7 separate regions of the Homo sapiens genome follow, and regions 1, 2, 3, 4, 6 and 7 are each linked to region 5. The links are chromatin loops, found by intact Hi-C in ENCODE. Cell type or tissue: heart left ventricle. All regions are shown on one strand. Region 1 has its middle 4.9 kb from the start of PIEZO2. Region 2 overlaps PIEZO2 (piezo type mechanosensitive ion channel component 2). Region 3 overlaps PIEZO2 (piezo type mechanosensitive ion channel component 2). Region 4 holds the start of LOC101927410 (a long non-coding RNA gene). Region 5 has its middle 34 kb from the start of NAPG. Region 6 overlaps PIEZO2 (piezo type mechanosensitive ion channel component 2). Region 7 has its middle 56 kb from the start of SLC35G4.

Evidence for each region. A loop is a pair of places that touch in the nucleus more often than their neighbours do. Peaks named below come from ENCODE experiments on the same cell type or tissue, not always from the same donor. Only the 100,000 strongest peaks of a DNase experiment are listed, where the experiment ranks them.
Region 1: a loop joins it to region 5, with 11 times the contacts of the local background. A loop is called at or near these places in 61 of 110 quality-filtered maps.
Region 2: a loop joins it to region 5, with 3 times the contacts of the local background. A loop is called at or near these places in 13 of 110 quality-filtered maps.
Region 3: it touches region 5 in a loop (4-fold over the local background); 10 of 110 quality-filtered maps call a loop at or near these places.
Region 4: a loop joins it to region 5, with 2.9 times the contacts of the local background. A loop is called at or near these places in 5 of 110 quality-filtered maps.
Region 6: a loop joins it to region 5, with 3 times the contacts of the local background. A loop is called at or near these places in 15 of 110 quality-filtered maps.
Region 7: it touches region 5 in a loop (8-fold over the local background); 42 of 110 quality-filtered maps call a loop at or near these places.

Annotation. Positions count from the first base shown.
Region 1 is chr18:11,152,440-11,156,439 of GRCh38, reverse strand. No RefSeq gene overlaps it. Among named protein-coding and RNA genes, the nearest start is that of PIEZO2, 4.9 kb to the right of the region's middle. In heart left ventricle, a CTCF peak has its summit at 1,868 (motif pointing right); no DNase peak of the experiment used is centred here; H3K27me3 peaks cover 1,588 bases.
Region 2 is chr18:11,033,380-11,037,379 of GRCh38, reverse strand. The region is part of intron 2 of PIEZO2 (piezo type mechanosensitive ion channel component 2); the gene reads left to right. Among named protein-coding and RNA genes, the nearest start is that of PIEZO2, 110 kb to the left of the region's middle. RefSeq lists an enhancer at 2,196-2,255. In heart left ventricle, no CTCF peak of the experiment used is centred here; no DNase peak of the experiment used is centred here.
Region 3 is chr18:10,712,878-10,716,877 of GRCh38, reverse strand. PIEZO2 (piezo type mechanosensitive ion channel component 2) reads left to right here. Exons shown (of 56, transcript NM_001378183.1): 38 at 1,062-1,228; 39 at 1,948-2,114. Among named protein-coding and RNA genes, the nearest start is that of MIR6788, 45 kb to the left of the region's middle. In heart left ventricle, no CTCF peak of the experiment used is centred here; no DNase peak of the experiment used is centred here.
Region 4 is chr18:10,660,219-10,664,218 of GRCh38, reverse strand. LOC101927410 (a long non-coding RNA gene) reads right to left here and starts at 2,286. Exons shown (of 3, transcript NR_110777.1): 1 at 2,039-2,286; 2 at 645-898; 3 at 1-395. In heart left ventricle, no CTCF peak of the experiment used is centred here; no DNase peak of the experiment used is centred here.
Region 5 is chr18:10,558,485-10,562,484 of GRCh38, reverse strand. No RefSeq gene overlaps it. Among named protein-coding and RNA genes, the nearest start is that of NAPG, 34 kb to the right of the region's middle. RefSeq lists a silencer at 1,699-1,993 and enhancers at 1,569-2,071, 2,424-2,483. In heart left ventricle, a CTCF peak has its summit at 1,862 (motif pointing left); a DNase peak (open chromatin) is centred at 1,807; H3K4me3 peaks cover 561 bases; H3K27ac peaks cover 480 bases.
Region 6 is chr18:10,785,585-10,789,584 of GRCh38, reverse strand. It overlaps PIEZO2 (piezo type mechanosensitive ion channel component 2), which reads left to right. Exons shown (of 56, transcript NM_001378183.1): 15 at 220-506; 16 at 2,401-2,549. Among named protein-coding and RNA genes, the nearest start is that of MIR6788, 28 kb to the right of the region's middle. In heart left ventricle, a CTCF peak has its summit at 2,087 (motif pointing left); a DNase peak (open chromatin) is centred at 2,084.
Region 7 is chr18:11,551,228-11,555,227 of GRCh38, reverse strand. No RefSeq gene overlaps it. Among named protein-coding and RNA genes, the nearest start is that of SLC35G4, 56 kb to the left of the region's middle. In heart left ventricle, CTCF peaks have their summits at 1,493 and 1,698 (motif pointing right); no DNase peak of the experiment used is centred here.

The DNA of each region.
Region 1 (4,000 bases), 590 kb before region 5:
TAATACTGAGTGTCAACTTGATTGGACTGAAGGATGCAAAGTATTGTTCCTGGGTGTGTCTGTGAGAGTGTTCCCAAAGGAGAGTAACATTTGAGTCAGTGGACTGGGAGAGGCAGACCCGCCCTCAATCTGGGTGGGCACCATCTAATCAGCTGCCAGCACGGGTAGAATAAAAGCAGGCAGAGGAACGTGGAAAGGCTAGACTGGCTTGGTCTCCTTGCCTATATCTTTCTCCTGTGCCGGATGCTTCCTGCCCTAGAACATCGGACTCCAAGTTCTTCAGCTTTGGGACTCTTGGACCTTCAAACACAGACTGAAGACTGCACTGTCGGCTTCCCTGCTTTTGAGCTTTTGGGACTCGGACTGGCTTTCTTGCTCATCAGCTTGCAGACAGCCTATTGTGGGACCTCACCTTGTGATTGTGTGAGTCAACATTCCTTAATAAACTCCGCTTCATATATACATCTATCCTATTTTTTCTGTCCCTCTAGAGAACCGTAATACAGGGGCCATGTACTCACATCCCAATATGAACAAGCAAAACTCTTGTCTGAAGGACCTGAAAGAATCTTAGATGAACCCATGATGTTTATCTTGTCACTGGGCAAGCCAGAGAAAGTGTCACACTGACCTACGGAGAAAAGCTTTTCAGTCAGGAAGTTCACCCTCAAGGTCTGCTTTCCTGTTTCAGGAGTGTGGCTAAGCATTTGCTCATGCCCGCCAATGCCCTCCATTTACAGAGGAGTAAGTGGATCACAGGAATGTGCTCTTGGCCCGAGGAATTGCATCTCACTGGCTACAGTATTGCTGCAGGCCCAGAAGGCATCTACACATTTGCTCTGCCTGTACAAAGATTTAAAAGAAAGCAGATTGAGCACACAAAAACCCCAAAGTGGGAAAACCCACAAAACCCAGAAAGGTCAAGCAATTTATTTAGCAACATTTCAGCAAGAGGTTGCCAGAACTGAAATGTCCCAAGTCTCTTGACTTCCTGCCAGTGCACTTTGAGTCTCCCATCTGAGAAGCGAACAGCAGCATGAAGACAGGACACTAAAGACAGCGAACTCCAGGTTTCCTGTGTGACAGTCCTTATTCCTGTGATCTATGACTGCCTATGTCGGTTGTTTTGCTTGTACTTAAGTGTTTACTACTGTTTCAATTTAATGGAAAATAGAGAAGCCCATAAATTGGAAACCATATGACCTGGCAAACGGTTTAAGCTGTGTGGGACGTCCAGTTGATGGAATATGGAAATTTCCTGTGAACTGCTCTTAAATCCTTTAACACATAGTACTCTCTGCTGCCTCTGGGATGTCATCTGTTCTTTCTGCCTGGGAACATTATTCCTTCTCTTCTCACCTAGGTAACTCCTTTATTCAGTCAACAAATATTATGCCGTCTGTACTATGGGCCCCATGCTCTTTTAGGTCCTGGGGATACAGCCATGAACAACAAAGTCCCTGCCCACTTGGAGCTTACATTCTGGTGAATCTACACTCACCCTTCAAGATGTGACATACATCTCCTTCTCAAGGGATCTGTCCTCCTGTGCCTCCCCCAGAGGAGGTTGGGTTTACCATTTATACTCTCCCCTAAGGCCCAATACTTCTTCAGAGTTCTTTGCAGGCATGTATTATTTTCTTCATTATTTATACATAGTTGGTTAATGTCTGTCTTTCATTGCTGGATGGTGACCTTATGAAGGCAGTGGCTATGCTGGTTCTGCCCACTGCTGTATTTCTGAGCCCATCAGCCTGCAACATGGGCTATAATCAATGTTTGTTTGTTGATTGTGGCTAATTGCATGCTTTCTGCTAGAAGTACTTGTATTTTTTCAATATACTTCTAGCCAAAAGGTGGCACTGCAGGAGAATAAGTGAACAAAGCTTCAAACTAGTTAACTGTAATCATTGGATGGGATCCAATTAGTTATAGGCTAGTGTTAGAACTAGAAATAGCTTATTTCAAAACTTGTACACACGCATATCCATACACATATTCGAAATCTCAATAAAACCAATGAATGAAAGTCACCTAAGCTTATTAAGAATATTAACATTTCTATGACCATTGCAGAGATCCAGATGCAGTTACAAACACAGCTAGAATCCAAATTATGATTCATTAACTAATAAATATCTATTTAGGACATGGACAAGTTGAATTTTTTTATCTCAGTGGTTACAAGTAAAGAAAAAAAACCTGTAATTTTTTTTGGTTAGTAACTTGCTTTGACTTACTACAATTTCATTGCAAAATTATCCTCCAAATTCCAGCTCCCTTCCATAAGTCTTCTTATAGCATGATAAGCCTTTCTGAAAAAATGATATTACAACCAGCAGCCTCTTCAAAGGCTTCAGCAACAAATACACAGACAGCAGATAGACAACTGCTAGATAAAAATCTGCTCACAATGTTGGCTGTAAATAATGAATGGTGGTTTCCATGTTTTAGCATTGGCCACCTGGGTGCCTGTGGTGCCCAAGGCAAGTCACCAACTTCAGCAGAGCATCCTCCCCACAAATCGGAATCTCTTCCTTTATGTGTTTACCTCCAAAAACCAAATACAAGTTTACATGGTCCTTTTATTTTTATATGAGATATATCTGATGTGGTTATGGGTGAGTGTGTATATGTGTGTGTGAGATTGTGTGCACATGCCTCTGTGTGTGTGTGTAATGGAAGTGTGTAAGTAGAATATGATTCACTTGGAAACAATATTTTGCTTTATATTCTGCTTTATAGATGAAATTTTATCCATGTCCTCATATCCTCCAATCTAGTTGGAAAGATAAGGCCCATAGACATGTCGGTTAGCTGCGTTTTCAAGGTTTTTGAACTACAGATACAAATCAGCAGTGTGCTTCAGATTCGGCATCCATATTACAATTCACAAACTGCAGTTAAGGCTACAGTATACATTTTACGTAGGCTTAGCAGGAAGATTCCACCAAAGGGCCAGATGTCAGAGACAGTGAATTTCACTGTGCGTTGCTCTGATGAGGGATAACTTCTTTAGCAGAAGTATGAGCAGACCATGTCTCCTGCACATTATTAGAAGTTGTCTAGGTCTTTGGAATTTGGAGACTTCGAAAATACTTCTGCTGTAAACATTAAATTGATAGCTTTTTAAAAATGTACAACCTCAGCATATATTAGCAAAAAGAAGAAAGCCATTCAGCTTCCAAGTTTTCTTAAGAATAAGAGCCAAAATCTCTGTGGCTTCTAACAAAAATAACTTCCAAATAAATATTGTGCCTTATGACACAATGATAATTATAAATGAGAACTAGAAATATATATATATTTAAATTTTTTAGTTAACATATATGTAAGAAAAACACATGTGACCAATGCTAGAAGATATTCTCCTTAATTAAGTTGGTAAGAGGTACCACATTCTCCACAGGCTGGATGGCATCAATGGATTTTGGCAGATTTCACTGAAGGAAGAAAATGCCAGGTTGACAAACTTTATATTCCTTGTGGGAGACATTGTTTTGTAAAGTTCCCATTTGGGACAATATCCATCTCTGAGATCTTTCAAAGGAAGCTAACAAAGTATCCCAGAGAATAACAGACATAGAGCTAAACATGACACAGGGCTAAACACATTATCTGTGTTTTCCTAGTAAGCATGATACAAACAAATTAGTGTTTGGGACAAAGATCGAGTTTCTGAATGATTTTGTCAATCAGTGCAACAGTAAACCAAATTTAGAAAAGATAAAAGCTAGGGCCAGGTGCGGTGGTTCACCCCGGTAATCCCAGCACTTTGGGAGGCTAAAGCGGCTGGATCACCTGAGTTCAGGAGTTCGAGACCAGCTTGGCCAACATGGCAAAACCCTGTATCTACTAAAAATACAAAAATTAGCCAGGCGTGGTGGTGTGCGCCTGTATTCTCAGCTACCTGGGAGGCTGAGGCAAGAGAATCACTTGAACCTGGGAGGCGGAGGTTGCAGTGATCTGAGATTGTGCCATTGCACTCCAGCCTGGGCAA
Region 2 (4,000 bases), 470 kb before region 5:
CATTAACAATAAACGTTTTCATTTCTGTTTCTTCTCTCCTCTTACGTGGCATACAATTTCTAGGATACATCTTTTAAGTTGGGATAATACACTGTTGGGGTAAACATATAACTTTCTCTGTAATAAGTGTTGCAAAACGAATTCCATACTGTACTTTTCTGTTTTATAAGCTAGAGGCGAAGGATGCTTTAAAAAGTTCTGACTGGCCGACATGGTGAAACCCCGTCTCTACTACAAAAATACAAAAATTAGCCAGGTGCAGTGGTGGGTGTCTGTAATCCCAGCTACTCAGGAGGCTGAGCCAGGAGACTCACTTGAACCCAGAGGTGGAGGTTGCAGTGAGCCGAGATCGTGCCATTGCACTCCAACCTGGGCGACAGAGTCTCGCTCTGTCACACACACACATGCAAACACACGCACACAAATAAGAAAAAAAAATTCTGACTGCAAGTATGAAGTGCCTGGGTCCACGTGGAGTTTATATCTATTGCAATATAATTACGGGATTTTAACACATCACTCTCAATCACAGGACATAACAACTGTCAGTGTGTGACCTGGTTTGGCATGCAGATACTTACCCATGAGGAGAATAATTCAGTATCAAGGAGATATCAAAGTAATTCAATTTTATTATGATTTTAATGATACTTTCTCCAAATTTATCGCATAACACAAACTCAGTAGAGCCATATCGGTTACATTGGTGAAACCAGTTTTAATTATTCAGTGCCTGCAAAAGTCTGTCAGAGTTTATATAAAATAAAATATGTATATATTTTATATTAAATATAAATATTTGATTTCTTTATTTATATCTTATTTTATTCCACAGAATGTAAGGTTGCTTACAAAAATATATGCAGCATAACACAGAGCACAGCATACGAATAAAGATATATCCAGGGATAAAATTAATACCCAAAGTCTTGCAGCTTTACCGGGGGAGGTGGGGTTGCCAGAAATTCCAAGTGTTTTAGCAGCCAAGTCAAAGAGGGAAATAGTTATGTACAGAATTCAGAGTCCCTAAGATGAAAAACATTAGGTTTTTCAGCAGTGTAGCAATTCTTAACGTTATGGCTTGGAATCAATTCTGCTTATTCATTCCCAGGAAGAGGACACAGTGAGATGCTGTGAAACCACATTCTTATAACCTCTTCAGCAAGTAAAATAACCAAAGCTATTTTCCTGCTTACCTTAGGCATAAGATACAATTTAGGAACTCCAAGGGAACAAAGGGCTTCATTTGCTTTAGGCCAAGGGGTTCTCAGTACTGCAGGCACATTAGAATCTCCTATGAACTGTGACCTGGGCCTCTAATTAGGTCAGATTCTCTGGATGAGGGACAGAGGCCTTGCTTGTATTGACAGATCCCAGGTGACTCCAAGGTGTGCCCCAACTGAGCACCTGTGCTTCAAGCATGTTCCAGGTGTGGACTTCTTGCTAACAAGCAAACATAGGAAGTGGCAGAGATTTGGAGTTCATTCCTCTGACAAGTATTTGGAGTACAGATATTATTTGCTGTTCATTAGGGGAGACACCCATGGGCTTTAAGAGTCAGAGTTTCATATTATTTTAGGAGTTGGCTTATTTACAAATATGTGCTGCACCTGTTTAGCTCATCTTCCCAGAGGTAGTTTTGTGGAATAATAATTTCATCATCATAATCACACTTTCCAACCCTCTGTGTCCATTCTTCAGGGATAAGAGTGACTTCCTATGCATATTAGAGGTCTCTGCTGTTTTTTCTATTTCCTGATAATTAGCCTGCAGATCCTCTTTGTGTGGTAGCTGCCAAGTAAATTGCATGTGTCCCCTGCTGGCAAGAGGAGTTGTGTTAGCCCATTTTGCATTGCTCTAAAGGAATATCTGAGGCTGGGAGATATGTAAAGGAAACAGGTTTATTTAACTCATGGTCCTGCAGGCTGTGCAAGCACGGCACTGGCGTTCTTCTGGTCAAGACCTCAGGAAGCTTTTACTCATTGTGGAAGGCAAGGAGGGGGCAAGCCTGTTGCATGGTGAGAGAGGGAATGAGAGAGAGAGAAAGAGAGAGAGAGAGAGAGAGGGAGAGAGAGAGAAGGTGCCAGGCTTTTTAAACAACCAGCTCTCCGTGAACTAACAGAGCAAGAACTCTCTCATTACTGCTGGGACCAAACACCTCCCACCAGGCCCCATGTCCAATATTGGGGATCACATTTCAACAAGAAATTGGAGAGAGGACAGTATCCAAACCATCTCAGGAGTCAGAAGCAGCCCTCAGCTCCATCCCCTTCTACACACTCTGTAATAAATTGATTTCGAAAGTGAATGAGCTTGCCATGCATTTGGGAACTGGGGTTGCTTCTGCTTTGCTCTGCAGGCTGAGAAGACCTTGAGTTACCTTCTGACTCATTCCTAACGTTGGTGGAAAAGGAACCTGTCTGGCAGTCAGGAAGTTGGGATCTGGTGAACACATGATACACAATTTTAAAACGATTATGAGTGCTGGATACTTGATTCTGGGAGAGGTTTTTGTTTGTTTGTTTGTTTTTGTTTGAGACGGAGTCTCGCTCTGTTGCCCAGGCTGGAGTGCAATGGCGCGGTCTTGGCTCACTGCAACCTCCACCTCCCAGGTTGAAGCGATTCTCCTGCCTCAGTCTCCCGAGTAGCTGGGACTACAGCCACAGCACCCAGCCTCTGGGAGAGTTTTTTACGCACACAAAACCCTACGTGTTTGTTTTAGTTCCACTAATAGGTAGTGGTAGGAGGATAAGACTAAGTGAAGACAAGACTAAGAAATGTTACATTTAGCCAGGCGCGTGGCTCACGCCTGTAATCCCAGCACTTTGGGAGGCCGAGGCGGGCAGATCACGAGGTCAGGAGATCGAGACCATCCTGGCTAACACGGCGAAACCCCATCTCTACTAAAAATACAAAAAAATTAGCCTGGCGTGGTGGCGGGCGCCTGTAGTCCCAGCTACTCAGGAGGCTAAGGCAGAATGGCGTGAACCTGGGAGGCGGAGCTTGCAGTGAGCCGAGATCGCACCATTGCACTCCAGCCTGGGCGACAGAGCTAGACGCCGCCAAAAAGAAAAAAAAAAGAAAAGAAAAGAAATGATACATTTAATCAGTAAATAGACTTCCCTCCTTCTCACCCATTTTTTAATAGAGAAAATAACGTTGCTTCTGTTTCAGTCAGAATGGAGTAAATTAAAACTTCTGACTGAACTATTTTGGAGAGAGGAGCAGCACAATAAGAATTTATTGAAGAAGTGTACAAAGACAGGTACGACGAGCACTAGCGTCCCTTGGGAATTCGCACACACAGCATTGGGTGAGAAGAGGCCACTAACGAAGTCCAGCCAGAGCTTTTGGACTTTTAAAGACTGTCGAATTTTTTTTTAAATCTGAGGGTTTTTTTCCCCTTCAGTTTCAAATCAGCACAACATTAGCTCGTATAAGTTTTTCAGGTATTAAAGTTATAAACCAACCCGGTAAAGTCTGAAGATAATATTTTTGGTGGAAAGTTAGGAAAAAACGTGACTGTCAGCTTTGCACATTCTTAGCAGTCCGTGATTATGCACTCCATTATGTTGAGCATCCCAAGCTTGTTCGGTCGGATACCAATTTTAAATCAAATTTTGACTTCCTCCGAGAGCGACTGTTTTGAGAGCAATATTTATACTCTTGGTATGACTGGTTCACATGACAGAAAGTGCTTCATTTCTGGCATGTGCTATATATGTCTGACTCGTTATATGGTTTATGTTTTCAGACTAGCTTTTTTCAGTGAAATGCAGTATTTTGACATTCAGCATCAGAGAAGTTTTCCAGGAGTCAAACATGTGTCATGGAATGCGTTCCTTAAGTGTGTCTTGGAGGCAATTCTGTAAAAAACATGGCAAAATGTCACTTTCTCTAAATCAACATTATGCTAACTTTGACATTAATCACAGTCTAAATACAAATCCATGACAGATAGAATGTTCACACAAATCCAGGGGCGTGTCTGCCTTAGGTG
Region 3 (4,000 bases), 150 kb before region 5:
TGTTCACCTTCATCATTTCTAAGAAAACAATTGTGGGTATGAGAAAATACATGTCGAAAATATAAGGAGCTCCTAAAGTTCATTGATGGGTGTAACTCCAAGCCTTTCATCCTCCAGAGCCAAGCTTCCCCTTTATGTCTACACAGAGCAGCTAGAGGCTCTATCTGAATGATTGTGAGAAATACATACCTTGCTTGAGATTTTATAAAGGATGTGAGGAGGGGCGGAGAGGGAAACATAGGTGCTCGTGGCATCTCCTGTTCAGCGGCCACAGCGACTCACTTCATTCAGCTTCAAGCAGCGGCCGTTCTCTTCCTGTGCCTCCTTGCTCAGCAAAAGATACCCGCTCTTTTCCTTGCTTCTTAAATGTACCTCATGGAAGACTGTTAGGTGTGACATGGTTTTGAGGTTTGGGTGTCACCAGGGTAGTGACAGCACAGGTGGGAAATTGTCACACAGAACATCAGATGTCACTATATACACATATTATATAAGGAAGCTAGAGAAAATGTCATGAAGAAAATCAGAAAGAAAATATAGTTCCTATTCAGTAAATGGAAGTGGACCATCATAAAGCTCTCATCCTCATCGTCCTTCCCTTGAGTGGGTTGAGGAGGAGGAGGAAGAAGAGGGGTTGGTTTTTCTGTATTAGGGGTGGCAGAGGCAGCAGAGGTGGAGGAGAGAAGGTGGAAGGGGAAACAGAAGAGGCAGGCACATTTGGAGTAACTTTTACTGAAAACAATCCACGCGTAGAGTGGATCCACGCTGTCCAAACCCATGTTCAAGGGTCAGCTGCACAGGGAGCCGCCCTGCTTTCTGTTTCCACTAAAGATTACAAGTTCTATCCTGATTTGGTCTGCCACTGCGTGTGTGCAAAGCCCCACAAAAGCTTCCTGCATGGCAGCTCTCCTCCGTGCGTCATGAGTATCTGAGTCACATGCCTTATTAGATGCACGGGCCAAGAGCCAGGTCCAGCTTTGGTAAAACATCGCTGGGCTACACAAAAGTAAAATCAATGGTATTTTGTTCCTTTAACATCTTGTTGCCTTTCTTCCTCCTAGATAATATCATCAAGAGGATATTTAATATTTTGAAATTTACCTGGGTCCTATTTCTGGCAACAGTGGACAGTTTCACTACTTGGCTTAACTCCATTTCAAGGGAGCATATTGATATATCTACAGTTCTGAGAATTGAACGATGCATGCTGACCAGAGAAATTAAGAAGGTAACACTGCTGGTGTAATTCTTTTTGCTCCTTCCCACATTAAGAAGACATTAAAAGTCAATGTCCAAAACTCCAGGTAGGATAAGACAAAGCCCTTTCTTTCCAGGCAGTTGTGGCATAACCCCTTTGCTTTTCTGTATATTTAAATCTATTCCACACTAAGAATTAAAATAATTAAATGTCATGCACATGCACCTACACACACACACGTCACAGAATGGCAACTTTATTCATCCTATCCCTCCCCTCACCACAGTTTGCAGGTGTACAGACTTTGCCTTGTTCTATATCCCTATATCTAATAGAGAATTATAGTTTTAGTCTAGAAAGTGTAGAAAGTGGTGTTTGTTTTCTCCCACCTGATCACTGAAGTCTGGAAAGTTTGATCTAAAACTTTTTTATAATAAAAAGTAGGACATACGCAGAATAACAAAATATATGGTTTAAAGACTGTATTTTAAAATAATAGTTCATATCTTGAAAGGTTACTATGATTTGGCAAAATTATCTACCTATAAGAAGACATTTACTTAGATCTACCTAGTAATGTTGGAAACCACTTATGAAATGAGTCGACATCAATCCCCACTTGCCTAGCATGGTCCTAATCCTTATCCAGGCATGCATGGGTATGAAAAGCTGTCTGTGTTGAGAAATGCCAGGTGGCTATACAGGTAGATGCCTCCATAAGAACTGTGGCAATGTCTCATTCTCCTCAGGGCAATGTTCCAACTCGGGAGAGCATCCACATGTACTATCAGAACCACATCATGAACCTTTCCAGAGAGTCGGGACTGGACACCATTGACGAGCATCCCGGAGCTGCTTCAGGTGCACAGACAGCCCACAGGATGGATAGTTTAGATTCACATGACAGTATCTCCAGGTATTTCACTTTCTAACAATGGGTTTACTTTTGACAAAGGTAAATGAGGTGGATGTCATCAAATATAAGAAATGAATGTGTGAGGTGAAAGTTCATCAAAACCATGCATGGACCCCCACCCTCTTCCAGCTGTCGCCATCTGTACAACAAACTATAAGGAACATTGTCCTCACCTAGAAGGAACCAAATAAAAGCAGATATCAATAAGACACTATTAGCTATACCTGTGTGACCCAAAGGCACAGTATAGAGATTTCCAGGCTGGAGGCAAGGAAGAATGATCCCTCCCAACCCCAAAGTTATTATTTGTGGGACATCTTTAGTGCCTTTCAAGATAGCCGATCCACAGTGTCTTCTACATTAGGGTCTTCTACTTCTGTTGCTATCCTTGATCTTTCCCTTCAGAATTGTTACCTTAAGTTTTATGATAAAAATTCCCAAAAAGTATTCTGTTAGCTTCCATCTTCTCTGAGTTTACTATTGTATGCATTGTTTCACAACAGGATTGTCAGATGACACAGTACTAATGGGTTCGCCAGGGGCCAGCACTAAGCACTGTACCTGGGTTACCTCATTTTATCCTCTAAGACCCTACGAGATGCATGCTATTATTATCCCTGTTTTGCAAAGACAGAATTCGGTTACAGGGAGATTAAGAAACATACCCAAAGTCACACAGCTAGGATGTATATAAAAGCGGACCCGCAATCCAAAATCATGTGGTTTAGCTCAGAACCCAAGCTCTCAACCACCCTAGTATGCTGTCTCTCATTGCCTCTTCCTGCACCGCAGACCAACTTACTGCCTGTCCCAGAAAAGCCTCAGAATTCTTTGCATCACAGTGTTCTAGATAGCTGATAACAATTGTACAGAGCTAGATTCTAAATTAAAGCAGAAGTCCCTGTCTTAGGAGGAAAAATCGCCTTGTTAGGGTGAAGCGCTAGACCAAATGAATTACACCTTATAGCCACCTTCATGGGTAAAGAATTGTATCACTGAGAACATTCATGTTTTATGTTTTTCATTAAACATGTTGAGTATCAGCTATTCTGTGCCAAGCCCTGGGCTCTATTCTGGGAGAGGCATATAAAGATAAGAGTAATCCCCTAAATGGTTTGAGCCTAGGAAGAACTGAGATAAGGCCATTCCCTCCTAAAATGCTTGCCCTGGGGAGGACAGTAGAGACTGGTGTCTCTGACTGCTGGTCAGAAACTCCTGGATGGCTTTAGAGTCACACTTTAGAGCGAGGCACTAATGACCTGGAAAAGTATTTGTCCTTCACAAATGCTGGATATATTTCCAGATGAAATAGGAGACGGAGCTGAGACCATTTTATTGATATCAAACCCAAAATAGACAACTGGATGTTGGAATTACAAACTGAGTGAGGAATGTGGGTAAAAAAAAAACCAAAAAGTTTTGCCCTAAAGTGCTAATTAACTGTTGCTGCATTCCTGTATTTGAGCCTCTCTAATTATGCCAATTATTTTGCTACCCAATAATTATTATTGAGGCAGATCCATATTTATTGGTATGAAAAGATCTTTGTGATATATATACACAGTAAAATATATACATATATTTAGTAAAAATCCAAGTTTTAAAATAAGATGTATGCTAAGCCTAATTTAAAATATATATATTCATGCCTAGATTGATTTAGAAGTAATATTCGTGCAGATAACACTGTGCATGGGTGTATCCCTGCCTGCTCCCCTAAAATAGGTATTGATTCTTTTAAAGTCTTTTGAGGGATAATAAAAGAGACTATATTTTTCTTTTAATTGGTTAATAATCTTTGCTTATTTATGAGTTCCAAAGACACAGATATTTCATCTATTATTGTATATTTTTATGGAAAGAAGAAACATTTAGGACAGAAACTC
Region 4 (4,000 bases), 100 kb before region 5:
ATGGAGAGATTCAGGGGGATTTTTTGAGTTGGGAGAAGATTTTCCCCAAAGTCTTTCTTCCCCCCAGTGTTTCTTTGCACACATTCACATTTCTAATTCTCATTCCTCTGGGCAATGCAGTAACACCAGCAAAATAATGTGCGTGGCAGGCAAGGACACACCTCCCGGGCCTCGGCCCTCCTGCAGCTCTTAGCAAAGCCCCTGCCTCAAGCCCAGCTCTGCACCTCAGGCCCGACTGCGGGATCCGAAAGGCTAAGGGGTTGGGATTTGGTGAGTTCCCGCCTTTCTCCAGGATGTGGGGAGTGTGCCGGCCTCATCTATCTCACATGTCTCCACGTCTGCAGCATGGGCATCTTCCTCAAGATGAGTCCATCTTCCTCATGGGCATTTTCTCCCTTGGTAGGAAGTAGGGAGAAAAAAAATATTTACAGCTAACACTAAATGTTAATTTAAAACCCTTTACTCAAAAGGAAGGAACTGAAGCTAAATGTCCCAGGTAGTGACCACGCAAGAGGAATGGGAATTGCTGATGGTATTTCAATAGCTTTGGGCCCTAATTTCTAGACTTTCTGGCCCACACTGAGGTCGGGAAAGAAAGGGCTTCTGAAACGCCACTGCACCCAGGAAACCTCAAGTTAACCAACCAGGTGTTTCTATTGTCAGTCCATGGAGAGACTGGTGCAGCCCCCAGAGCTGCTAGAGAGCAGGGGTTGGGTGGGGGGCTCAAGAAGAGAAGCTGAGGATGTGCCTTGAGTCCCAGGAAAGGTCGAAAGAGCTGAGCTCCTGGAGCAGAATTCTGGAAAAGCCTGTGGGGTGGCCATGCAAAGGCGCTGTAGCACAGCTTGGCAGCTTGCTTTCCAAGAGATGGGCTGGCACCGAGCCTCAAGTCGGCAAACTCCTGGATTTTAGAAGAACAATTAGTTGACATTATTGCATCACGATCAAGCAATGTAATGCAGCCCATAGAGAGGCTCCCCCAGGGTTGAGACTTGGAAGAGGCGGCCATGTTCTATTCTCTGCACCTGCAAACTTAGTGCCTGGGTGCAGCCTCAGACACCTGGAGCCCACCAAGTGGCCCCGTGTCCACCACTGTAAGCCCCTGGGCCATGTCCTCTACATGCCTGTCGCCTTCCTCAGTCTCTCAGCCTGTTCATGTCTTTACTCCTCATGGGTCCTGCCTCATGTTCTTCCTGGCTTTGGTGTGTGTTGTCCTCATTCACTGACAGTTTCAGCTGCTAGTTGTTTGGTGGTGGGGGGTGAGGGTGTAGAATTGGGAAAATGCTGCCGAACCAGCTTCAGTTTCCCAGAGTGGAGGAGGAGGTGGAAAAGAGGCTTTCAACATGATCTGGCCTCCAGGTAGAAACCCAAAAAGATGATGGGACTCTCCCTACCCCTCTGGAGTTGTCTTAGACTCAGGGTTTCTGTCCCCTTCCCAGCCAAGTTCCATTTGTAAAATATAACTGTTCCCTTCCACTTCTCAGCAGTCATCAGGCTCTGGGCTTCTGAATGACATGGTTGCCTTGGGTGTAGATTGGGTATTCACCAGGCTCCAAACCATACTCAGAGCTGGCCTGGGGAAACTCAGACGCTGATGAGTCTAAGGGTCGCAGAATGTGTGTAAACGGCCTGGCTCTCAGTGGAGGGTCAATTAATGTGAGCTCTCCCTCGAAAGTAGCCTGAGAGCAGCCCCAGGTTCTAAATAAGTCATCATCCAACTCAGCCAGATCTGCTCCTCCGGACTCCTGTGCACCCAAAATATGAAGTCACCCTTTGAGAGGTACTTAACATTGGCACTGAAAGCTGCCCCAAGGATTCATCTTTCCCCTGATGGCTCTGTCTCTCCTACCAAGGTCACTTCATGGGTGATGCATGTCACCATCAATGATAAATTTCATCCATGCCAGCAGATTTAATTCCCTCTTGCCCCTGGCAGGCAGCTCCAGGGACTCTAGATTGATAACCCATTGGCACCTCAAACTCAATAGCCCCAATACCAGTGTCATGATTTCCCCCTCCAAGCCCCCATTATCTTGCTTGCCTGTTTGCGAACTCACTCAGGCTGAACATCTTGGAGATGCTGAATCCTCATGGCTCAGGCCCTGAGACTCTGATACAGGGACAAGGTCCAAGAATCGATCTCTGTTTAGCCTGTGCAGATGGTTCTGACATCAGGGAGGCCTGAGGGCACTCCTCTCCCACACTACTCTCTGCAGGATCCCCGCTACATCTCTCCATATCTAAGATACCTTGCTATCTTGTGGAGGATGCTCAGTAAGCACTGATTCTCCCTCTCTCTCCCAGCCAGGATGGCCATTCCCTGTGCCAGGCCCCAAAGGCTTCTGCTTCTCCTCACCACTCCAAAAAGGGGTGCTGAGACACTGAGAAACTAAAGCTCCAGACATGGAAGCCACATATTCATTTCCTTTACTTTCACTTCCTGATCATTTACACCTTCTCAGGTGTAGGTCAAATGCCTAATGAGAAAACTAGGTCGAGTTTGTTGAGAAATGCAAAGAATATTTGCAGCCTTTTAAAAATGATGGCCAATAGCTCAGAGCCAAGTGACAAATAATTGGAAATATCTGGTTGGCCTCATTAATAAATGATATTAAATGAAGCAAAACTAGTGGCCCCTGGCCTGGCCTCTAAGCTTACTAGCAAAAGCAGTGAGTCACCTACTTGGCATACATTCAGGAACACTAAGTCTCACACCTCACCCAAGATCATTCCCCTCCCACTGTGTTACACCCAAAAGGATTTTGAGAAGAAAAAATAAATTTGCTATCCTTAGCTACTAGAGAGAATGCCTAAACGCAAGCACCAGGAAAGGTAGCACATTGCCTTGAAGTTACGGTAAGGGGTGGATTGCCTCTGGGAGACAGTTTTGATATATGGGAGGGAAACGAGTGAGTAAATGACAAGGTGAGAGTAGGGAAAACTGCAGCCCCCTAGGCAGGCACATCACCCAGGAAGAGTGCCTGGAAAGCCGCCTGACTGTCTATAGGATGCAGTGGTCTCTAAAGTTAGAAAGTATAAAGTCCTTTTACCAAGTCTAAAACAATGCTAAATCATAACTATACCTCCTGGTGTGGGAATATAGAAAATGAAAATTTTACTACATAAAATTGGGTTTCCTCTGTTAGCTATTTTTTTGTAATTCATTTATCTTTTGACATTTTTAATCAAAATGACATCTCAGTCACAGCCAAGTTTCTTTCTGGGAAAATGTTATTTCCATGAATTTTGTTCCATCTCATGGAGGAAGCTTTATGCAAACCAGAGGCACAGTAAGCTGAGGGAAGTTGCAGGGTTCCCTCCCCTGATTCCCAGGGCCTCGGTTAACATTCTACTCTCCCGGCCCAGAGGAGCCGCCCAGAGTCTGACCTCTGAGGCCACTGGCACATATGCCGGGAGCTTTTGGGGCCAGGCCTTCCTAACACAGTCATAATACATTACAGAAGGCACACCAGCAATTCTAAATTATGAATGATGCTGTATCGTGGCAACCAGGCTGATGCAAAGCAGTGAACTATTAATGAACCTTGCCGATGACTGCATCTCACACCATCCGTCACGTTGCCCTGAGCCCCACAGCAGATTCGTAGCCAGCAGTTTCTGTTTTGCTGCCCTTGGGACAATTAGCCCATAAAATGAAAGAAAAGAAAGAGACAAAGACAGTGAGGGAGGGAGGGAACAAGGGAAAAAGAGAGGGAAGGGAAGGAAGGAAGAAAAAACAACCAGGAAAACAGAGAAAAGACCTCTGATATGAGTTCCTACATGGAAAACAGGGCCCCTCTGCAGAACAGGCAGACAGAGGGCTCTGCCACAGCGTGGCCCTTGCAGACCACAGTCGCCCTAAGAGCCTAATCAAGTCCCCTTCCCAAGCTAGGTTCGGGGCATAGAGAGCACCAGAGTTGATTAGGCTCCACAGGCACTCCAGAAGGGAATTGAGCCAAAGAATCAAGGGGAAGTGTAAACATAAATCATCACCCCCAGGGAC
Region 5 (4,000 bases):
AAGGCTCATACCTTCACCTGTGGAGCTTCTAGTGCAAATCCATCTCCCCCTCTCGCTCTTTCTCTGTGCACTAATCGCTTACATATCATTGTTACTGGGAGCAGCAAAGCCTGTCTGGGCAGGGTGGTGGATATCCTGAAGGCAACTCCCACAGTGTTTTACTGAGGAACCTTCATGCCTCCCTGCTTCCAAGCACTTACTGCCTAACGATCTCTGTGTAACTCAGAGGAGGGTAGGGTAGGGCAGGGGGTATTTTTCTTTTTCTTTTTTTTTTTAAGACGGAGTCTGGCTCTGTCACCCAGGCTGGAATGCAGTGGCGTGACCTCAGCTCACTGCAAGTTCCGCCTCCCGGGTTCACACCATTCTCCTGCCTCAGCCTCCTGAGTAGCTGGGACTACAGGTGCCCGCCACTATGCCTGGCTAATTTTTTCGTATTTTTAGTAGAGACGGGGTTTCACTGTGTTAGCCAGGATGGTCTCGATCTTCTGACCTCTTGATCTGCCCGCCTCGGCCTCCCAAAGTGCTGGGATTACAGGTGTGAGCCACCGCGCCCGGCCAGTAGCGGGTATTCCTATCAGAAACTTTTGAATGTCTCTGGGAAGCTAAACTAGGAAAACCTTCCTCTACTCCAATAATCTAGTTGGAAAGGGAAAAAAGAGCCAAGGACTTTGTCTTTCGGTGACATTGTGAACTTTCAAGGAGGAGAGAATAAATCCAGTCAGTCAGACAAAAAAGATGACAGGTTGCTTGGGGGCCCAGACAATACACACCCTGATGTAGCCTGTGTAGGATTCCAGGACTCAGAGAGAGGCAGACAAATGAGGGGTGACCGGTAAGAGCTGCTTCCAGAGCTTCAGAGCAGACCTCCATCCTACATGACCTGTGGGGGGAAGGGGTCCTCTGAGTGCTGTGGCTGCTAAATTGCCAGGGTTGGTTTGTCAGACACTCCTGCACTGGGTCCTCTAATGCAGGGTTCTGTGGCTTGGGGCTAAAACAGTGCTTAGATGTGCCTCAAAAGAATATTCCAGACCAGGGCTATCCAATAGAACTTTCTGCAGTGATAGAGATGCCTTCTGTGTATGTGTGCACTGTCCAAAATGGTAGCCAGTAGCCACATGGCGCTATGGAGCATTTGAAATATGGCTAGTGTGACCAAAGAAGGGAACTGTATTTTATTTTTCATTTTAATTAACTGAAATCCTAACAGCTGGCTATCCCATAGGACAGCGCAGATCTATGATGGTGTGTGCAGACATTTCCTAAGTGTTTACGGCAGAGGGGTGAAAAAGAGGGATCTTGCATTTTCAAATCTGTCTGTGGTTCCCAGGAGGGGACAATACCCCAACCCAGGGTGCAGCCCCTGCACACGTGTGAGGACATTTTTGGCTTATCATGGTTCTTGAGGGATGCCATGAGTATTTCCTGAGTAGGGCCAGGGATGCTCAATGATGGGCAGTGAAAGAACAGACCACACAGAGAACCGCCCTAGAGAAGCAGTGCCCAGGACAGAGCCTCAGCCACACTCAGAACAGCTGTTATCCACCATGTCATTTTGTCACGGCTCAGGGCCAGGAAAGGGACAAGGGGTGAATAGAATAAGCATTTGCACGCCGAGTGTCTGTGTACATGCATGTGTACTTCAAAGAACACACCCTGGCTGCAAGTTTTCATCTGATCGGTAAGCGCAAATCCTATGCACCAATTCTATAATTTATCCTCACTCTCTGTCGGTAGGGTAGTAGGCTTGGGATTGGTCCGCGTAAAGTCTTGGTCGCAGTGGGCCCTGGTGCTTTAGTCAGGACCAGCTTTCTCCCTGCTCTGGAATCTGTAAGCTTGCTCTGCGCCACCTGGTGGTTAGAAAAATTCTGACCCTGGACTCTCCTTGATAAACCTGAATTGTTTCTTATGCCAAAAACAGAGGGAAGGCGGGGAATAAATTGCAAATAAACGTGTTCGTTCCATTCCAAAAACGTTTGCTAGTGGAAGGCAGCATGAGGTGGTTATAAGCTCCGATGCCAGGGAAGCGCTCTGGAGAAGACCCTGACAACGAGAGGGCCTCACCGCCCCGAGAGCTCACCAGGCACAAGCACCTCCCAGGGGACGCCCCGGCTAAGCTCCCTCCCAGGAAAGCCCCCTCAAGGCTTCGGGACAGACCTAACTGGGTTCCACCATCTTCCCTCCCTCCCTGCCCGTTTCTCACGTGGGCTGCTGGCTTCCCTCCATCTCACCTTCCCTCACTCTCTGTTTCCCTTCTGTTCTGTGATCTACTCATGTCGCACCCCTTGTGGCTGCTTCTCCACAGACTTGCAATGTGCCCTCTCTGCCCTGTTTCCTTCATTCCGTCTGTAAGCAGGGGGCTCATGGCTGCTGCTGGACACACAGCCTAGGCTGGGGAGGGGCAGGGTGAGGGGGCATTTCAAGAGGGCAACATGGACAGCCTGTGGCGTCGTCACCAAGCCAAACATGCCCTGTACTTTAGAGAGCAAGGGCTGAACAAGGAAGCCTGTGGACACAGGCACGCCAGGTCACAGCTGCTCAGAGGCGAGTCAGAGATGTCTGGATGAACTTGGGCTCTAACTTCAGCAGCCTTTCCTATGCACTCTTATGGGGTCTCAGGGTTTGCTACTGCAGCCTGAGAACATCCTGGGCTTCCTTAAGCCTCCCCCTGCTCCCCACAATGGTGTCCTCCCCTCACTCCCAGGGGGAATCTCTGAGCTTAATAATTCAAGCACGCTCAACTGTGACAAGGGACCCGTGTCAGCATAGGAAATGTTATCTGCCTCTGTTGATTCCTCAGTAAAGAACCTCAAAGGCCTCAGCAAATGACTGCGTGGCCTGTGAGAACCCTTGCCACCCTCCCAGGGTGGACCTTGGATCTAAGATCCTCACAGCCCATGGCAAACTCCTCCAGGATGGAATAAAAGCCAGGGTCAGGGGTGCAAGGGGCTCCCAGGTGCACATCTAGACATGAAAGCTGCATGCCAGAGGGGGCCATTCATGCCTCACCTGAAGCCCCTGACACCTGGCTTCCACATGCTGAAGTCTGGCTCAGACACCTTGTGCTGGAGTCCCGGTAGCTCCACAGGCAGGTGGCCAGTGCAAATGTACAAGGCCCACACTCTGAAGGCCCTGCACGTGGGGATGTCTTGAAGTTCTCAACAACTATCTTAGAATTTATGTTTTGTAAGCTAAGTCTGATGGGACAGTGGAGGCTGCATCCTCCTGCAGGGTCCATCCAATAATGGGCCATTGGCAGCCCACTCCCCGACCCTGCCCAGAAAGTGCAGCTGCACTCCCCATCAGAGATGGGCACAGGGAGGGTTGGGCTGGATGCACACCTTGTGCCACGTCACAAGGCATGGGTCCACACACCCACGCAGGTCTGTTCCTGAAGCAAGACATGGAATAGCAAACGAAAAACACCATGGCAGGTCAACAGAGTGACTGCAGAGGGAGGTCTCTGCATTTCCTGCATGTTCATTTTGCACTGGGCCCTGCAAATCATGTAGCCAGCCTGGCTGTAGAGCACCCCCTAACTCCAGGGTCACTGCCGGCTGGAGTCACCCGGACCAGGATGGATTACCAGCAGCTTCTGGAAACTTTTGGCACCCCTACCATTCTAGCTCACTTGGGGAACATGTACGTGCATGTCCTGGACCAGGTGGCTGTGCAGCTCAGAGATGTCAGGGAACTCCCTCCAGATGCCTGGGCCACGCTGATTTCCACTTGTCAAGTAACTTCTGTCATCCTGTCCCTATTCTCACTGGAATTTCTGGTGACCATCAGAGCAATCTGTGCCTGTGAATTTTCTGTCTCTCCTGTAGCTGTCTACAAGGCACATGGAGGAGGTAAGGAGCTGAGAGGATGGGGACAGAGCCAGGGTCTGGTGGCCAGTGAGTCCCTGTGGGCCAGAGGTCACAGCTTGCCACTCTGTCCATATGGAGACTCTCAGCCCATGCTCACCGCAAGAACAAGGACTGAGGTGTGAGGAGCCTCATGT
Region 6 (4,000 bases), 230 kb before region 5:
AAATTTATTTTCTTGTAAACTATATTTTGAGAAGGTTATGAAAATTGACTTTTAATCTAGTTATAAATGTTGCTGAGTTTATGAGAATAGTCTAAAATCATCCAAATTATACAATAACTTAGAAAATGCATGCCTCTACATCCTATACCTATCACATGGTCAAAGTGTGGTCTGCACAGATAACCAGCTAAGTATAACAGCACAGTTTTCTATTTGAAGATGAGGAACTTCAAGATATACAAGTGGAAGGAGAGCCCAAAGAGGAGGAAGAAGAGGAAGCGAAGGAAGAGAAGCAAGAGAGAAAGAAGGTAGAGCAAGAGGAAGCTGAAGAAGAAGATGAGCAGGACATCATGAAAGTCCTGGGCAATCTGGTGGTGGCCATGTTCATCAAGTACTGGATCTACGTCTGCGGAGGCATGTTCTTCTTCGTCAGCTTCGAGGGTAAAATCGTAATGTACAAAATCATCTACATGGTGCTGTTCCTGTTCTGTGTGGCCCTATACCAGGTAGGTACACAGTTGACCATTTTAATTCTCACATCTCTCCCAGGAGTATACATGAGCTACCTCTGCAGAGATTTTAAATCACTAGAATCTCATGAACATGGATAAAGTGATTGGCAAGATTCAAACATCGTATCCCAAGAATCCTAAAATGGGAAATGACTGTCTTCAACTTGTTTACTATTTCAGAATTTCAGGGCTGGGTGCAGTGGCTCATGCCTGTAATTTCAGCACTTTGGGAGGCAAGGGAGGAGGACTGCTTGAGGCCAGGAGTTCCAAACCAACCTGGGCAAAATACTGAAACCTTGTCTCTACAAAACATTTTCTTAAATTAAAAAATTAGCCAGTTGTGGTGGCACACCTGTAGTCCTAGCTTCTTGGTAGACCAAGGCAGGAGGATCACTTGATCCCAGGAGGTCAAGGCTGCAGTGAGCTATGCTTGTACCACTGCACTCCAGCTGGGCAACAGATTAAGATGCCATCTCTAAAAAAAGTAAAAATAAAAATTTTAGGTTGTTGAAAAATCAGGAAAAAGTTCATACATAGGTTTTCCAAAAATTATTGATCAAAAAAAATCTGTAAAATTGAATTACATTTCTATTTCTTCCTTCCTTCCTTCCTTCCTTCCTTCCTTCCTTCCTTCCTTCCTTCCTTTCTTTCTTTTTTTTTTTTTGAGACAGGGTCTTGCTCTGTCCCTTAGGCTGGAGTGTAGTGGCGTGATCTCTGCTCATTGCTCACTGCAATCTCTGCCTCCCAGTTTCAAGGAATTCTCATGCCTCAGCCTCCCAAGTAGCTGGGATTCCAAGTGTGTGCCAACACCTCCAGCTAATGTTTGTATTTTTAGTAGAGACGGGGTTTCACCATGTTGGCCAGGCTGGTTTCAAACTCCTGGCTTCAAGCGATCTGCCCTCCTCGGCCTTCCAGAGTTCTGGGATTACAGGCATGAGCCACCGCACCTGGCCTGTAAAAATTGAATTATATTTTAAAATAGTAATTTAAAAGCTGGATAATCTGAAGTCGTAGAGTATTCCTAGGTATACTTTTGCATTTCAGGCTTTAGGGTCAGAAAAAGATATATGTGTGGCATGTGCCTGCTCTTTGTGTACATATATATATATGTATAGTGCATTGACTGCTTTCATATTTCATTAATTAAAAGAATTTCATTCATTAAAATAAGTTAATATATGAGATACATTAAAATGAGTTACTTCTCCACAGACTCACTTTTAACTGATGATAAAAGAGAACCCAATAATAGAAACACATGAAAGAGTAAAATATCTTGCAGGTAGCCAACAAAACAAATAAAGGAACTACAATAAACAAGAGTACATAATATGTTAAGATAAAAAAATCTCAAAAGAAATCAGTGAACTTTTGAATACTCTTAAAAATTCAGGATGGATGTTCTCTAATGAATATCCACAGCTTACGGTAAAACGAGATGTCTTTTTTCTGTGGTTGGTTCACATTTTCATTCATACAATATTGCTTTCAATTTCAAAATGGATGTGGTTTTCTCTGAGCAATGATAACCACAATGACAGCAGCACCTACCCTACTGTTCCTTGAGCGCCCCCTATGGGCCAGATAGCTTGCAGGAACCCATAAGCAATATCTATTTCATCCTCGTAGCAACCCTGCAAAATAGGCACTTATGGAAGGTTCAGCCTCTTCCCCACACAGTTAGCAATCATTTATAAAACTGGGGTTCTAACCCAGGACCACTCCACTGTGATAGACACGGAACATTAAAAACTAGAAATGAAATAGACTTTATTTTCAGACACTTGTAAATGTATCACTTGTCTTACTTGAATTAAACCAAATATTTTTGTGAGTTTTCCTAAAAGTGATTTTTTCTCATTTTTTTTTTTCAATGTCTGATTTGCAGGTGCACTATGAATGGTGGAGGAAAATTCTAAAATATTTTTGGATGTCAGTGGTTATTTACACTATGCTGGTGCTTATCTTTATATACACATATCAGTTTGAGAACTTCCCAGGCCTGTGGCAAAATATGACTGGACTGAAAAAAGAAAAGTAAGTGATTTTGAGTTGAAAATGATGAACAAGATGAAGACTTGAATGCATATTGTTCAAAGCATCTTTAAGGAAGATTTTAGTAAAGCATGATGTCATCAATGTCTATAAGTTCCTCAATAATAGAAATTAAAACTGAGTCGTTTTTGTGTTCTCTTTACTTAGCCCTTAGCTTAGAACATAATAGGCACTCCATGAATTTTCAGAATTTTAATGAAATGACATTTTCTAATGTTAGTTTCATGTGAAACACACCTAACACTTAGTCGTGCTTTCTGCCCTCCACATTGGAGCTCAGTTCTTCAGTTCTTAAGTAAGTTCATGCACTTATAACATAAAGTAGCAGACTTTGCTCATTTATGTTGCTGGGTGCTTAGATTCTAAGGAGTATTTAGCGCCAAAAAGAAATAAATTTCTCCAAGTGCTCATAGACTTGTGATGATGAGATGGTGTTCCTGTGCATGTGGGAGATAGTGCTCTATCCTTCTCTAATTTTCTTCTGTAAACTTCTGAAATTAGTTTGGAAATCCAGCCAGCATTGGGTTTTGAGCTGAATATATTGATGTGGCTGAGAAGGGAAGTCCCTTAAAAGTCTCTGTCCCTTAGAAGGGAAAGATAACTGTGTAACTACACCAACACAGCTGAAGTGTCTATACAATAAGCATTTATTAAATGCTGTCCATGTGCTGACACTGTTTTGTGCCTGGAATATGACAGGGAACAAGACAGACAAAATCTAAGCCCTGTAGATCTTATATTCTAGCAGAGGAGACAAACAAAACTATTTAGTGTAAAATAAGTCTATTATACTTTGTGACAGGTCTGTGAAGGAAACAGACAACAGGCTGAGGCAGTGAGTAAGGGGGAACTATAAATGAGTGACTGGCACGGGCTTTGCTGAGGAGCTGGTTTAAACTACAGTTGAAGCATTAGAAGAAGCTTGTCTTAGGAAAAGTGTGTGAGTTGGAGTCTGGGGTGTGGAAGGACATTTCAGGCAGAGGGAACAGCACATGCAAAGGTCCTGAGGCAAGTCAGAGTTTGGCACAGTTCATAAGAGGAACTGAAGACAGGGGGTGAGTGGACAGCGAAGAGTGGGGAGAATTCAGGCAGGCAGCTGGGATGTGCATGGCTTGTAGGTAGCATTATTTGTATTTTATTCTTGGTGGAATTTTCCAATCTTTAAAGATCCCTTGACTAGCTGAGAAAAAGCGATGTGTGGGAGTAGAAACAAGGAGACTAGTTAGTAGGCAGCAGCAGCGGTCCTGTGAGAAATGATGGGAGCTTCCCCTAGATTTGGTGGAGGCAGAGACGGATAACAGGAGTGGGCAATTCAAGAGGTGCTTTAGGATGCTGAAGGAAATGTGGATGAATGAGATATGAAAGAAAAGAACACAGGAGGCGTCTGACTTCTCAGTTTGCGCAGGGTAGACAGTTGTACCATTTATTGGTTC
Region 7 (4,000 bases), 990 kb before region 5:
TGACATGCTTGCTGAAGTGGCAGAAGATATTGAAGGACATCAAGAAGTGTTAACAAATGAGGATTTGGAAGAATTTGTTGAGTCGTCTGCAGAGAAAGATGAAGAAATGAAGCAGAACCAGCAATATGGACATAATCGAAGTGTGCTGAAGTGTTTCAAATTGCACAGACATTAAAGAACCAAATTATGGCATATCTTAGGATGGAATGCAGTGTTAAAATTACTCATATTCTCACTGAAGAATTATAATCTCTGCAGCAACACTTTGATGAATTGAAAATAAAGACACAACATCTGATTGCAATGTTCTTCCAGCAGGTCTTGGCAAAAAAAAAAAATAAATAAAATAACACAACAAAAAAACAAAAAAGAAAAACCCTTCAATTCTCCAGGATCCCCAAACATCAGCATCGTCTGCTCCTGACACCCAGCAAAAAATACGTTGTCATGGTGCGATGCTCTGGGGCCATGTGAAGCAGGTGATCCTCTCCCTGATGTATCATCAGGAGGGCAGTAGTAGCCTAACAATATGTCAAAATGTCTCCATTCGCCTCACTTCATGTCATCCCGTAGGCACCGTATCATCTCACATTACCACAGGAAGGGTGAGTGCAGAACAGTAAGATATTTTGAGAGAGAGAAAGGGAGGCCACAGTCACATGACTTTTATTACAGCCTATTGTCTTAATTGTTCTATTTTATTAGTAGTTATGGTTGTTAATCACGTATGGTGCCCAGTTTATAAATTAAACTGTATTTCTGGTATGTATATATGCATGTATAGTAAAAAAATATATAGCATATATAGTGTTGTGTACTATCTGCAGTATTAGGCATTCACTGGGGGTCTTGGAACTATTCCCTGCAGATAAGGAGGAACTACTATACACATTTGGAGAGATACATTTTCTTCCATAAATCCACAGAAAATCAAGATGCTCCTTGTTGAAATACCTTAAGGGCTCACAGGACATCAGTAAAGAACATACAGCCAGCTGCACGTCTTGGTGAGCCTATGGAGGGGGATATTCCCTACCTCCAAGCTGTCTGGCCCTTTGTCGGGGTGAGGGGGCAGATTTCTAAGGGCAACAAGGATTTCCTGGAGCTCCTAAATGCAAAGCTCATTTGCTTTTTATCACAAAATGTGGTCCAAAAAAACAGAGTTCTTATGGCATAAATGCTATTGTCCTAACCTCTTTGGAAGAAAAATCCATTTTTCAAAATACTACACAAAAGACATATCTAGAAAACCATTGTGAGGTTTTAGTTGCTGTAATTAAGAGCTTTCAAACTTTTGTGTAGAATGTCCTTTAAACCATTGAGCATCCCAAGTGTTTATGGTAAAAAGAATCTTACAGTTAAATGACATTGGTGCTGATATGGAAACACTGAAAATGGGTGCACTTTTGTGTATAAGTCGAATGCCCATTCAAGCCTGCAAAGGAAACACCTACTTTAAATATCCTCTCTTCTTCACACATGTTGTCATAACATAAATTGTGGTCAAGACCACGTCTCTCCACCCAACCCCATCAAACAAAAACAAAAGGTCTGCTCTTGAAAACCCTGCCCTCGTTGCTAAATCTCTATGTTAAATAAAGAGGGCGTAGAGCCATTTCTACCAGGTGCTGTGATGCATTTTTCAGTCCCTTTGCCCACCTGCTCCTCACGGCTCTTGTTGTGCAGTACCACATGTCTCCTGTAGATGGCTCTACCTTCCCATTATCTCCCTCTATCCAGAAGTGGCTGCAAGTCTTTAAGCTCCTATTAGTAGTTCTATTGGCGTTTGAATCAGGGACTATGAAATGTAGCTCCAAACCTCACTGACCTAAGTGATAGTGGATACTGTTTATGTAGAAAGGAAAGCCATGAAACATTGAAATAAGGGGAGGCTGGAAAGATCCACTTGGTGGGATGTCCTGAAGGGTGGCATGGTTTAGCCTCAGCAGAGACGCACCGAGGTGCACTAACTTTGGGTAAATCTGTAGAGTCTTTGAAGCATCACAAAGCATTTTAGTATTTTGAAAAGCTCTGATAAGTTCTGTAGAAAAAAACCTTGTTGATTTGCAAGCATTTTTTAGAGATTCTACATGCTAATTTTAACTATCAATATACATTTTTTTTTTGCCTTCTGCTTCTTGTGACTGTTCCTGTCAGAAACATTCTTCTTGGCTTCATCTAATACCTTTATACTATAAGTTTAGGGGTCAAAACTACAGTATGGTAGCCACCGCTGATTTTATATATAAAAATTTTTGGAACACAGCCACAGGCATTTGTTGACCTATCATCCCTGGGTGCCGCTTCTGTGCTACAAGGGTAGAGTCGAATGGTTGTGACACAGAAGGTGTGACTTGCAAAACCAAAAATATTTACTATCTGGCCCTGCAGGGCTGGGTGGGGTCAGGGGCAGCTCCGTGGTGTTCTGAGCGGCATTTAGCAGCAAGGTCTTCACTTTGGTGCTGTGAGGTCAAGAGGCGCGTGGCCCTGCAAGCTGCTTTGGGTGTCCTTCTCAGGCCCCTCAGAGTCGGAGTCGCTATCAGAGGAGCGGGTGAGAGCAGTGGGCACACGGGCTCCTTGTTCTCAGCATTGATGTCAGCACCAACCTTCAGAAGGAGGAAGGGGAGAGTCAGGGACCCCAGTCCAGCTGCCAGGTGCAGGGGTTTGTTTCCTGCAAAGGTGTGAGCATTCACGTTGGCCCAGAACTTGGTGACCAAATGGGTGACAAACCCCAGCTCCTCCATCTCTGTGGCTAGATGCAAGGCTGTTCAGCCCCCCTGCCACTCTGTGGCTTCCACTTCAGCCCCACTGTTCACCAGCAGATCCAGGCACTCAGGGCTTCAGGCTTGGACTGCCAGGTGTACTCTTGCGTCGCAAGAGTGGAAATGGGAAGAAAAGCATCAAAACCTAGTCCGTTGGAGTGTATGTTAAAGAATTTCAAGAAAGGTTTTGGTGGAGATTATGGAGTTCAACTGACCCCTGCAAAGATTGAAAACTCTTTGTGAATTAAAATGGCCTTCTTTTAATGTCGGGTGGCCAGCTGAAGGAACAATAGATAGGGAAGCAATTGGCCATGTGTTCAGGGTAGTAACCGGAGTTGGAGGACAGCCTGAGCACCCAGATCAGTTTCCATACATTGACTCCTGGTTAAACGTAGTCTAGACTCACCCCAAATGGCTTCAGCCCTGTCTGGTAACCTATTGTAAAGCCTTGGTGGTCCAGGCTGAGCCTAAGGCAGCTGAAAAATCAATTACGCTTAGAACCTCGGAAAAAAGAAAAGGCAACAGGAGAGTTAGGAAAAGCTGGTTCTACAAGCTCCTCCAGAGGATAGGGAATTTCCTCCCCCTTATGCTCTGATATATCCATCCTTCTTAGAGCTAAGACAAGGCATGGAGCAAATGGCCCTTGAGGAATCAGGCTCAGAGGAAAGTGAGTCTCAACCATCACCCCACAGGGGAGAATCCGAGCCTTTGCCTGTAAAAGTTAAGGAGGAAAAGCAAAGTGACGCAGTGGGCCACCTCCAGTCTGGCCACACCCGAGCCTTACAAATGCCCCTCCATGAGACTTGAGCACAAATTTATCATGATGAGCAAGGCCAGGTTCAAGTAGGGCAGCAGATTTTCATCTACCAGCCCTTCTCTGCCACAGACCTCCTAAATTGGAAACAACATACTCCCTCCTATACGGAAAAGACTCAAGCCCTCATAGACTTGATGAGATCCATTTTTCTGACCCATAACCCCACCTGGTCAGACTGCCAACAGCTCCTTTTAACACTGTTCAACACAGAGGAGCAAAGGAGAGTGACTCTAGCAGCCCTCCAATGGCTAGAGAACAATGTGCCAGATGGTACAAGAGATGTCTGGCATTATGCCTAGGAAGAGTTCCCAGAGATAGACCCCAACGGGGACCTAAATGATGCAGAGGAGCTTCAGCATCTGCAAAGGTATCAGGAGGCACTTCTAAATGGGATAAAGTCCAGTGGAAAGAAAGCAATGAA